Linked DNA regions of Homo sapiens: region 1 is linked to region 2. A link is an interaction called in ENCODE POLR2A ChIA-PET data of the cell type or tissue named here. Cell type or tissue: OCI-LY7. All regions are shown on one strand. Each heading gives the region's core, and the rest is flanking DNA. Links, peaks and the distances in the headings are about the cores only.

Region 1 (5,000 bases), core at 1-5,000, 780 kb before region 2:
GTGCAGGGCAATACAATACCCCTACTTATAGGGTTAGGAATAACCACTGCTACAGGAACTGGAATAGCCAGTTTATGTACCTCATTATCCTACTACCACATACTCTCATAGGATTTCTCAGTTTGCAAGAGATAACAAGATCTATCCTTACTCTGCAATCCCAAATAGACTCTTTGGCAGCAGTGACTCTCCAAAACCGCTGAGGCCTAGACCTCCTCACTTTCAAACTCTTAAACCAACCTCTGGAGTTGGGCAACATGGCTTCTCCCCTTTCTAGGTCCTGTGACAGCCATCTTGCTATTACTCGCCTTCGGATCCTGTATTTTTAGCCTCCTTGTCAAATTTGTTTCCTCCAGAATCAAGGCCATCAAGCTACAGATGGTCTTATAAATGGAACCCCAAATGAGCTCAACTCACAACTTCTACCAAGGACCCCTGGACTGACCCACTGACCCTTTGACTGGCCTAGAGAGTTCCCCTCTGGAGGATGCTACAACTGCAAGGCCCCCTCTTTGCCCCTATCCAGCAGGAAGTAGCTAGAGCAGTCATCACCCAATTCCCAACAGCAGTTGGGGTGTCCTGTTTAGAGAGGGGATTGAGAGGTGAAGCCAGCTGGATTTCCTGGGTCAAGTGGGGACTTCAGGAACTTTTCTGTCTTACAAGAGGATTGTAAAATGCATCAATCAGCACTCTGTAGCTAGCATTGTAAAACTCACCAATCAGCACTCTGTAGCTAGCAAGGGGATTGTAAAATGCACCAATCAGCACTCTGTAAAATGCACCAATCAGTGCTCTGTAAAATGCACCAATCAGCACTCTGTAAAATGCACCAATCAGCCGGATCCTAAAAGTAGCCAATCGCAGGGAGGACTGAAAAAAGGGCACTCTGATAGGACAAAAATAGAACATGCGAGGGGACAAATAAGGGAATAAAAGCTGGCCACCCCCAGCCAGCAGCAGCAACACACTCAGGTCCCCTTCCACACTGTGGAAGCTTTGTTCTTTCGCTCTTCACAATAAACTTTACTACCACTCACTCTTTGGGTCCGTGCCATCTTTAAGAGCTGTAACACTCACCGCAAAGGTCCATGGTTCCATTCTTAAAGTCAGTGAGACCACTAACCCACTGGCAGGAACGAACTCCAGACACAAGATGATGGAAGCCAACCCTCTCTGTGCTTGGTCCCTCTGGCTTTCTGTTTCTCCTACATGTTACTCCTCCCTCAATGAGTGCTTTCCTATGACCATGGTTCTCAACACTGGCTATGCAAAAGAACCTTCTAGGGATGTTTTATGAATACCCATGCATGTGCCCTAAGCCTATACATATTGAAAAGTCTTTTCTCAATAGCAAAGACTTGGAACCAACCCAAATGCCCATCAATGATAGAATGGATAAAGAAAATGTGGCACTATGGAATACTATGCAGCCATAAAAAAGGAGGAGTTCGTGTCCTTTGCAGGGACATGGATGAAGCTGGAAACTATCATTCTCAGCAAAGTAATACAGGAACAGAAAACCAAACACCACATGTCCCCACCCAAAGGTGGGAGTTGAACAATGAGAACACATGGACACAGGGAGGGGAACATCACACACCAGAGCCTGTTAGGGGGTGGGGGTCTAGGGGATGGATACCATTAGTGAGAGGTGAAGCCAGCTGGGCTTCTGGGTTGGGTGGGGACTCAGAGAACTTCTCTGTCTAGCTAAAGAATTGTAAACACACCAATCAGTGCTCTGTGTCTAGCTAAAGGTTTGTAAATGCACCAATCAGTGTTCTATGTCTAACTAAATGTTTGTAAATGCACCAATCAGCACTCTGTAAAACAGACCAATCAGCACTCTGTAAAATGGACCAATCGGCAGGACATGGGTGGGGTGAAATAAGGGAATAAAAGCTGGCCTCCTGAGCCAGCAGCTGCAACCAGCTCAGGTCCCCTTCCACACTGTGGAAGCTTTGTTCTTTCGCTCTTCAAAATAAATCTTGCTTCTGCTCAATCTTTGGGTCCACACTACCTTTATGAGCTGCAACACTCACTGCAAAGGTCTGTGGCTTCATTCCTGAAGTCAGTGAGACCACAAACCCAGAGGGAGGAACAAACAACTCCGGACGCACCACTTTTAAGAGCTGTAACACTGCGAGGATCTGCGGCTTCACTCCTTAAGTCAAGCTAGACCATGAACCCATCAGAAGGAAGAAACTCTGGACACATCTGAACATCTGAAGGAACAAACTCCAGACACACCATCTTTAAAAACTGTAACACTCACTGTGAGCGTCTGTGGCTTCATTCTTGAAGTCAGCAAGACCAAGAACCCACCGGAAGGAACCAATTCCAGACACATTTTGGCAACCACAAATGTACAATCACCAAGCGGTGAGTACCATTGGACCCCTTTCACTTGCTATTCTGTCCTATTTTTCCTTAGAATTTCGGGGCTAAATACCGGGCACCTGTTGGCCAGTTAAAAGGGACTAGCATGGCCACTGGACTAAAAACACGAGCGTCAGGCTTTCTGGAAAAGGGCTCTCTAACAACCCCCGAGCCAGATTGCACTTTCCCTATACTTCTGCGCTGAGCCAAGGGTCGACAGAGAGGAAGGCCATTCAGCTCTGGGGTCCCGACAACAAGTTGGATGACCCTGCGGCCATGAGTGGAACTCTCAAAGTCACGACGCCCAAGCGAGACTAGCCCATCTATCCTATCGATCCTGACCCTTGCGTCCTGGGTCCTAATGCTTGTCAGACAAACTTCCTCTTGCCTCTCTTCTCTGAGGATAGTCCCACTTCTAAAAACCACTCTCTGTCTCTGGTGCTTTTCTAGTTTCTCCTACAAGAATGATTTCTCTCCAGGACTCTATTCCCTTCTTTAGGCACCTGGGCTCACTAACCAGAAAGACACAATTTTTGCCCAAAGCCCTGCCAGGGTGGGGCACTATCTTATCTGGAATTTTAGGATCCCTCCTCAGACTCGCAGGCCTAACCTCAGAAATGGTATCTTTCCTATTCATATAAGTGAGGACAAAAGGCTTCACTCTTCCAACTCTGAAGATCCCTCCCCTCCCTCAGGGTACGGCCCTCCACTTAATTTTGGGGGCATAACATCTTTATAGGACATGGTTAAAGTCCCAATACTAACAGCAGAATGCTTATGACTCTAACAGATTTTCGAGAATGTGTCAGTAAGGGCCTCTAAATCCAATTTTTCTTGGTCCTCTTTGTGGTCTAGGAGGACAGGCAAGGGTGCAGGTTTTCGAGAATGCATCAGTAAGGGCGACTAAATCCGACCTTCCTCGGTCCTCCTTGTGGTCTAGGAGGAAAACTAGTGTTTCTGCTGCTGTGTCAGTGAGTGCAACTATTCTGATCAGCAGGGTCCAGGGACCGTTGCGGGTTCTTCGGCAAGAGGTGTTTCTGCTACTGCATCAGTGAGCACAACTATTCTGATCAGCAGGGTCCAGGGACCATTGCAGGTTCTTGGGCAAGAGGTGTTTCTGCTGCTGCATCCGGGAGCACAACTATTCTGAACAGCAGGGTCCAGGGACCGTTGTGGGTCCTTGGGCAGGGGGAGAAACAAACAAACCAAAACCACGGGCGGTTTGTCTTTCAGATGGGAAACACTCAGGCATCAACAGGCTCACCCCTGAAATGTATTCTAAGCCATTGGGACCAATTTGACTCACAAACCCTGAAAAAGAGGTGGCTCATTTTTTTCTGCACTATGGCGTGGCCCCAATATTCTCTCTCTGATGGGGAAAAATGGCCACCTGAGGGAAGTATAAATTACAATACTATCCTGCAGCTTGATCTTTTCTGTAAGAGGGAAAGCAAATGGAGTGAAATAGCTTATGTCCAAGCTTTCTTTTCATCGAGGGAGAATACACAACTATGCAAAGCTTGCAATTTACATCCCACAGGAGGACCTCTCAGCTTACCCCCATATCCCAGCCTCCCTATAGCTCCCCTTCCTATTAATGATAAGCCTCCGCTAATCTCCCCCGCCCATAAGGAAATAAGCAAAGAAATACCCAAGGGACCACAAGAACCCCCCTCCCCCCCCACCACAGGCTATCATTTTTGTCTCCTTCAAGCTGTAGGGGGAGGGGAATTTGGCCCATCCCGAGTACATGTCCCCTTCTCCCTCTCTGATTTAAAGCAGATCAAGGCAGACCTGGCGAAGCTTTCAGATGATCCTGATAGATATACAGATGTCCTACAGGGTCTAGGGCAAACCTTCAATCTCACTTGGAGAGATGTCATGCTATTGTTAGATCAAACCCTGGCCTTTAATGAAAAGAATGCGGCTTTAGCTGCAGCCTGAGAGTTTGGAGATATCTGGTATCTTAGTCAAGTAAATGATACAATGACAGCCAAAGAAAGGGACAAATTCCCTACCAGTCAGAAAGCCGTCCCCAGTATGGATCCCCACTGGGACCTCAACTCAAATCATGGGGACTGGAGTCTTAAACATCTGCTGACTTGTGTTCTAGAAGGACTAAGGAGAATTAGGAAATAGCCCAGGTACATGTCCCCTTCTCCCTCTCTGATTTAAAGCAGATCAAGCAGATCATTGAATTATTCAATGATGTCCACCATAACTCAGGGAAAGGAAGAAGATCCTTCTGCCTCCCTCAAGTGGCTACAGAAGGCCTTAAGAAAATATACTCCCCTGTCGCCTGACTCCCTTGAGGGTCAATTGATCCTAAAAGATAAGTTTATTACCCAATCAGCCACAGATATCAGGAGAAAGCTCCAAAAGCGAGCCCTGGGCCCTGAACAAACTCTGGAGGCGTTATTAAACCTGGCAACCTCAGTGTTCTGTAATAGGGACCAAGAAGAACAGGCCCAAAAGGAAAAGTGAGATCAGAGAAAGGCCGCAGCCTTAGTCATGGCCCTCAGATAAACAAACCTTGGTGGTTCAGAGAGGACAGAAAATGGAGCAGGCCAATCACCCAGTAGGGCTTGTTATCAGTGTGGTTTACAAGGACACTTTAAAACAGA
Region 2 (8,080 bases), core at 1,195-6,194:
GTGATTTTAAAAATTTAAGACCTTATGATTTCTGCAAGCGGGCAGGAAAGTCATGAGACTTGCTGGAATTTTCATCTTTGTGGCAGGGGAAAAAGCTAACCCCACTGAGTTAGTTTTAAGAGAATAGTTATGTTTTGATTATATTTTACAAGTCACACTAGTTCAATGCAATAAATATACAGATTTTCTGCTACACAGTTGGTGGAAACCTTTCAGAACCTGCGGGTACATGTCTTAAGAGGAAAAGAGCATTGCAAGCTCAAATTTTTAAAATAAAAAATTTTACAATTCCTATATTAGTTTCATTCACCAATCACTACACTAAGTCCCGAAGCAAATAAAATGTATATATTCAAAATTTATGAAGGAAATAAATTAAAAATTTGAATGACAAAAAATTCAGTCTTTTGGCCAGGTGCGGTGGCTCATGCCTATAATCCCAGCACTTTGGGAGGCTGAGGCAGGCGGATCACTTGAGGTCAGGAGTTTGAGACCAGCCTGGCCAACATTGTGAAACCCCATCTCTACTAAAAATACAAAAATTCGCTGGGCATGGTGACGCACACCTGTAATCCCAGCTACTCTGGAGGCTGAGGCTGGAGACTCGCTTGAACCCGGAGGCAGAGGTTGCAGTGAGCCGAGATCACGCCACCGCATTCCAGCCTGGGTGACAGAGTGAGACTCCATCTCAAAAAAAAAATTCAGTCTTTCTAAGACAGGGAAATATGCAGTGTACTTTCAGTAGAATGATTATCAAACCACAAAGGACTTAAAAAACAACAACAACCCTTTAGCCATGGTTATTAAGATGAAATAATTACTGAAATTCTTATTTAAATTTCCTATATCAGCTATCCTTCTAGATATGAGGCATCCAAGTGAAGAATTTCAATTTTAAAGGAATTATTATTATTGTTATTATTATTTTTAGAGACACGGTCTTCCTTTATCACCCAGGCTGGACTGCAGTGGTGCTATCATAGCTTACTATAACCTCAAACTCCTGGGCTCAAGTGATCCTCCTGCTGTAGCCTCCACAGTAGCTGAGACTACAGGCGTGTGCCACCATGTCTGGCTATTTAAAAACATTTTTTTTATAGAGATGGGGTCTTGCTATGTTGCCCAGGCTAGTCTCAAACTCCTGGCCTGAAGTGATCCTCTTGCTTTGGCCTCCCAAAGTGCTGGGATTCAAGGCATGAGTCACCATGCCTGGCTAGGAATTTTTATTTGTTTTTTGAGATAGGGTCTCACTCTGTTGCCTAGGCTGGAGTACAGTGGCGGGATCTCTGCTCACTGCAGCCTCCACCTCTCTGGCTCAAGCAATCCTTCCACTTCAGCCCCCCAAGCAGCTGGGACTACTGGCAGGCACCACCACACCCAGATAATTTTTGTATTTTTTGTAGAGATGGGATTTCGCCATGTTGCCCAGGCTGGTCTTGAACTCCTGAGCTCTAGTGATCCACCCGCCTTGACCTCCCAGAGTGCTAGAATTATATTTTTCTGAAATTATTTTAATAATCCCATAAATTATAAATTATAATCTCTTCAGAAATCATGTGAATCAATTAAGAAGGAATATGACCCTAAGATAAGGTTTAAGAGTAAAAATAGTAGTTAGAATTAAGTTCAGTTGCAAGTGAGTAAAACTAAAAATAGCAAATAATGGATTAAACACACAAGGTTTCATTCTCTATAAGTTTGGAAATTGGCATTTTAGGTGGGATTTCAGGTGGGATGGAGGTTCCACAAAGTCATCATGGACATAAACTCCTTCTGGTTGGTCACTACACCATACCTAGGGTGGTCCTCATCCTCCGGCTGAAGATGGTTGCTAGATTCAACCATCACATCTATGTTCCAGGTAGTAGGAGGGAAGAAAGGGAAAAGAAGAGGCCAGTCTCTCTCTTTGAAGAAAATTTCACAGTTACTTTTCTCATTTGCCAGAATATTGGCTGCAAAGGAAGACAGGAATTATAGTCTTTTATCTGTGTATAGTTTAATATTGGATAAATTTGGGGTTCTTTTACTAAGATGGAAGGAGAAAATGGATGATGAGGCAAGCAGCTAGGAGTCTCTGGCATACACACTTAAATATATTTCTTTTAATAAGATGGTTAGGTCTGACATTAATTACTAATAAGTTTGAATTATTGGTAAAGATATTTAATTGTACTGTAGATTCAGTGTTCTTTAAATGCTTGCTTTCTCTATGTAGAGAACACTTCTGTCACTTGCAACCAAAGAAAGACTAACTCATGGTCAGTAATCAGGGATTTGTTCTATTATTTAAGCTCTCTGTTTCACTAAGAGAAGCATCTCAGCAAATTCTAACACAAATTTGTAAATATATTCATTCAATCATTCATACAATAAACATACTGAATGCCTAGGTACTAGGAAAAAAAAACCCATAATTTTTGAATTCAAAGTGTTCAGTCTGGTAGAAAAAGATGGTGATAAAAAATTTTAAATGTATGAAAGTGTTATAGGTGCAGTAAAAATATATGTATCTGGTGTTGTGGGGTACAGTAGAGCAAGATATCAATTCTACAAAAATGAGATTAAAGGGTATGCATCCAAAGTAAGGCATACATTGATGGTGGAATTCAATTAAAAATGATTACATAATTTAAAATACATCAAAAGGTACAGAGAATAACACAATGGCTATCAATTTATGCACCATCTGCCTATGAAACAAGATATTTTGAATATAATTACAAGATACAATTCTGATTTTCATATGCAGTTTGAAATTATTAGCAGTTTGAAATTATTAGTAATGATGTATGTAGGTGTGTCAAAAACTAAAAATCTTCCACGAAGAGGTTGTTATTGTCACCGTCACCAAATCAGAGAATTAAATAGTAAGAATTTTCCTGAAATTGAAAGTGTTAGACAAAGTTTTAGGAATATTTTAATATATTCTAAAGCAATGGCATTTGTCATTTTATAATTCTCATTTACTTTTGTATTAGAGAGTCTCTTAGAATTAGACATAATCTTTTTTCAAATTTGCAGCTTATTTTTTATGTGGCAAAGGGAAAAGGACTAAAAAAATGTCTTGGAGGGAGGGGTAGGGTGTGGTGGAGAGGGCGTGAACTTCCCTTGACTCAGAAGAGGAAAGTGGTAATTTTCCTCCCTTTACCATGAAAGTATTTGTAATTTTTGAAGTAGCTTTTTCTACAAAACATATGTATTTAAGGAATATTTCTTATATATTCAAAACCTGCAATTTAGTAGGCCTATGGTAAGTACTTCAAAGGAACTTGGAGTTTACTGCCAAAGCTCTGTTTGGAAACGCTTGTGCAGGGAAAGCATCAGGAAGGAAGATACCACATCTGTAGAAAAGCAGCCTCCCTCTTTGTATAGTTTCTTTACATTATTAAAAAATTAACATAATTCAGACTAATATGGCTAGCTGGGCTGACAAGGAAAGACTCCCTACCTTTACAAAAATATACAAATGTGGGATAATAACTTTAAAAATTGAAAAAATGTATTTTGTCAAGCTTGAAAGCAAGAAAGGGAAATCAGCTAGGTATGGTGGCTGCAATCCTAGCACTTTGGGAGGCTGAGGCAGAAGGCTCACTTGAGCCCAGAAGTTTAAGACCAGCCTGGGCAACATAGAGATGTCCCATTTCTATCAAAAATAAAAAAAAAAAATCCAGGCATGGCAGCGTTCACCTGAGGTCCCAGCTACTCGGGAGGCTGAGGTGAAAGGATCACTTGAGCCCAGGGGATTGAAGCTGCAGTGAGCTGTGATCATGCCACTTCCACTGTGGCCTGGGCGACACAGTAAAACCCTGTCTCAAAGAAATTTTTTTTTTAGCCATCGAAACAACAACAATAACAAAAAAAAAAAAAAAGAAAGAAAGAAAAAAGAAAAGGAAATCACTAGCTTTTAGAAAAAGGAAAACAAAAAACCAGAGCATTACAGGAAGCTGAAGTCAAGTATATACTGAAGCCCAGTGGCTCACATGAGTACTGGAACTTGATACATGTTGTGAGACTCAAAGACTTAGAAGGAATAGATTATTGACAAGTGCAAAAACATGGATGAATCCTGAAATGATTATACTGAGTAAAAAAAGCAACACAAAAAAAGAATACATACTATATGATTCCATTTATAGAAAATTCTAGAAAATGCAAACAAATCTCTAGCAACATCAGTGAGTGCCTGAGGACATGGAGGGGTATGAGTCAGAGTAGGAGGGAGAGATTACAAAGGGGCATGATGGATATGTTTACTCTTGATTGTGGTGATGGTTTCACAGTTGCGTACATATGTCAAAACTTGTCAAATTGTACACTTTAAATATGAATAGCTTATTGTATGTCTGTTATATCTCATGAAGATGTTAAAAAGGACAAACAAAATCAACATCCAAGCAAGTTCAACAGATCCTTCTTCTCACTTATATGTATGCAATTTATTTGCTGAAGAAACTTGGTGGTATGTCCTATAGAGTTTCCCACATTCTGGATTTTATTGATTGCAAAAAGGAATCCTTATCTTTTTTTTTTTTGAGACAGGTATTGCTTTGTCACCCCCTTATGGCTCACTGCAGCCTTGACCTCCCAGGTTCAAGCGGTCTTCCTACCTCAACCTCCCAAGTAGCTGGGACCACAGGTGCGTGCCATCACCCCTGGCTAATTTTTAAATTTTTTGTAGAGATGGGGTCTAGCTATGTTTCCCAGGCTGGTCTCAAACTCCTGGGCTCAAGCAATCCTCCTGCCTCGGTCTCCCAAAACGCTGGGATTACAGGCCTGAGCCACCATGCCTGGTCAAGAATTCTTATCTTTTAGAGCTTTATATGATGAAGTATTTATGGGTGATATCCATGTGAGGGGTGGGGAAGGAGATTGGCCACATATTGATAATTGTTCAAGCTGAATGACTGACTCATGAAGGCTCATTATACTCTTCTCTCTACTTTTTATGTGCTTAAACATTTTTTATAAGAAAAAGTTGAAACAAGTCCTGGGGCCTATCTTAGAGGTACTGAATTTCTTGGGGGTTGAGCATAGAGATATGCATTTTTATAAACTCCCAAGGTGATTTTGTTATACACTACAGAGGATCACTGCCCCACATAAAAGAAAAGGACTCCTATGGTGAGATGAATTTCAGACACCTACCATAATGTATGGGAAAAACCATTTTTGGTAGGTGTCCTTTACATTAAGTATCAAATTCTAAAAGTAGTAGAGGCTGGGCATGGTGGCTCATGCCTGTAATCTCAGCACTTTGGGAGGCCACGGTGGGCAGATCACTTGAGGTCAGGAGTTTGAGACCAGCCTGGCCAACACGGTGAAACCCCGTCTGTACTAAAAATACAAAAATTAGCCAGGTGTGGTGGTGGGCACCTATAATCCCAGCTACTTGGGAGGCTGAGGCAGGAGAGTCACTTGAACCCGGGAGGTGGAGGTTGCAGTGAGCCAAGATCGCACCACTGCACTCCAGCCTGGGTGACAGAGTGAGACCCTGTCTCAAAAAATAAAAAATATAAAAAATAAAAGAAATAAAAGTAGTAGGCTAGCTATTCTTCCTCAAGAGACATTTAGGGCCAGGCGCAGTGGCTCATGCCTTTAATCCCTCCCAGCACTTTGGGAGGCTGAGGCGGGTGGATCACCTGAGGTCAGGAGTTCGAGACCAGACTGGCCAATGTGGCGAAACGCTGTCTCTACTAAAAAAATACAAAAATTAGCTGGGCATGGTGGTGCGTGCCTGTAATCCCAGCTACTCCGGAGGCTAAGGCAGGGGAATTGCTTGAACCCGGGAGGCGGAGGTTGCAGTCAGCCGAGATTGCGCCACTGCACTCCAGCCTGGGCAGCAAGAGTGAAACTCTGTCTCAAAAAAATAAAATAAAACAGGCATTTAGATCTCTGCCTGCCTCTTCTACTGCTGAGGAAATTTTCTGCTCCCTATATACATATTTTATTGTGTTCTTAGTCTTAAATGGGCGATTGCAACACAGGTTTGGTTTATCATATAAGCTCATTATGACTTGTCCAGATTACTCTGAATTTCAGCCCTACATAAAACCGTGAAATAAAAAAGGTTTTCTTCTGTATCTCCAGTTTTACCTGTTACATCTTTCGCTCTCTCGGTGATTTCTCCCTTCCTCCAGTAGCCAGTGCCTCTTTTCCAAATCTTCCTGTTAGTAAAAAAAAAAAAGACTAAAAAATCATGTGATAAACTCATTTATATAAGATTAGTGATTCGAGTCATGAAGTGCTCTTCTTGGGCAAAGTTGATTTAAATAGGGCACAGGATTTAAGTCAAAGTGAAAAAAAAAAAAAGTGTAACGATGGGCTTTCAGGCATCAGGTAGCCCAGTCAGGGAAGGATTTTTTGGTGTGGTCAAATTCCTTTCAAGACCCTGTAAAATCTTGCCAGACAGCTTGTTACCTTTCTATCATTGGAAACGTATCCTTGGAAGAGTCATATAATGCAACTAAAGTTATTTGTTCCATAGTATGCATGGAAAGATTTAGCTTTATCTGTAAGAAATACAAAGCCAAACTCGAACCTTCTTAAAAAGCTGTCAAAATCAGGCCGGGCACGGTGGTTCACGCCTGTAATCCTAGCACTTTGGGAGGCCGAGGCGGGTGGATCACCTGAGGTCAGGAGTTTGAGACCAGCTCGGCCAATATGGTGAAACCCCATCTCTACTAAAAATACAAAAATTAGCTGGGCGTGGTGGTGGGCACCTGTAATCCCAGCTTCTCAGGAGGCTGAGACAGGACAATCGCTTGAACCCGGGAGGCAGGGGTTGTAGTGAACCGAGATTGCGCCACTGCACTCCAGTCTGGGCAACAGAGTGAGACTGTTTAAAAAAAAAAAAAAAAGCTGTGAAAATTTATTGTCTCAGAGGAAGGGGTAGGCTTCAAGCTGGGTTTGAGTGCTTCCATCATGTGTCAGCTTCATCCTCAGGCTGGCTTCCTCATGGTAGCAAAGTGGCTGCAGTAACTATTGGACTCACATCTACCCATCACACTAGCCAGAGTAAGAAAAAGAGCACTTTTCATTTCCCAACAAACACAAGATATGGCCTTCCATGTGACTGGCACCAATTTAGACTCATGTCAGTGCCTATCAGTGAATACTGACAGGTCAAGTGAGAATGGGATTAGGCTGATTATCACAATCACTGTCCACACCTGGAGCGGGAGATGGGCCTAATCAGATCCTTGGCTGTCTTGCAATTGCAGAGGGGTGGAAATATATTCTGGGGAATCAATCAATATAATGCTCACTATAAAATCAATATGATATTCTGTACCATTAGATACCAGTTTAAACTCTTACATTATTGTTCAATGTTTAACTTGTTTCTAATTTTTTTTTTCTTTTTTGTGGAGACAGGGTATTGTTATGTTGCCCAGGCTAATCTTGAACTTCTGGGCTCAAGCAATTCTGCCTTGGCCTCTCAAAGTGCTGGGATTACAGGCATGAACCACTGCACCTGGTCTGTTTCCAATTTTTGATATTACATTTTAAACTAGGAGTTGCAGACATAAATGAGAGAAACAACACTGTAAGATACAATAGAGAATGTAGAGACTTTGGCAAAAGAGAGAATGCATGTCCTGCAGCTGATCGTTATCATGTAATAATGTAAGCTCACTGTTACCAAATCTTCCACTTTTTAAAGAGAAGCCCAAAATGCATGTATAATCTTCTGGTTTTTAACTTTGGATATGTGTTTTTTTAAGCACCATGTATGCCAAACAAAACATGTTTGTGGGTTTGATTTGTACCTGGGGCACCAGTTTGTCATGTTATGAATCATGCTGGAGTATTTTATAACACCATCTCTCAAAGTGAGAGTTTCAGTCCTTTCATGGACCAGGGCTGCTAGGATACGCTTAATGCAAATGAAGCCACAGTGGAAAGAGAAGTGAGCAGCACATACCACATGAAGAATGCTTTGTTATTAATTTTTTATTCCTTTTAGTTTCTCGACTAAAAGCCTGAAGATCTGTTAATAATTTTTTGGCATGTGCTTAGAATTGTTTTTCTGGTGGTAAGGATGAGTTTGCATCAGATCACCTTAATTGTCTTTTATCTA

What was found. ChIA-PET counts read pairs that join two places held together with the same protein. Peaks named below come from ENCODE experiments on the same cell type or tissue, not always from the same donor. Only the 100,000 strongest peaks of a DNase experiment are listed, where the experiment ranks them.
Region 1: POLR2A ChIA-PET joins it to region 2 with 32 read pairs; 2 of 35 experiments call an interaction of 5 or more read pairs at or near these places.

Annotation. Positions count from the first base shown.
Region 1 is chr1:173,374,827-173,379,826 of GRCh38, forward strand. All of the region lies in intron 2 of LOC100506023 (a long non-coding RNA gene), which reads right to left. It also overlaps a transcript of TNFSF4 not described here. Among named protein-coding and RNA genes, the nearest start is that of PRDX6-AS1, 84 kb to the right of the region's middle. In OCI-LY7, for the core only: no CTCF peak of the experiment used is centred there; no DNase peak of the experiment used is centred there.
Region 2 is chr1:174,149,534-174,157,613 of GRCh38, forward strand. RABGAP1L-DT (RABGAP1L divergent transcript) reads right to left here. Exons shown (of 4, transcript NR_121197.1): 3 at 6,094-6,164. Among named protein-coding and RNA genes, the nearest start is that of RABGAP1L-DT, 5.7 kb to the right of the region's middle. RefSeq lists an enhancer at 4,223-4,332. In OCI-LY7, for the core only: no CTCF peak of the experiment used is centred there; a DNase peak (open chromatin) is centred at 3,968.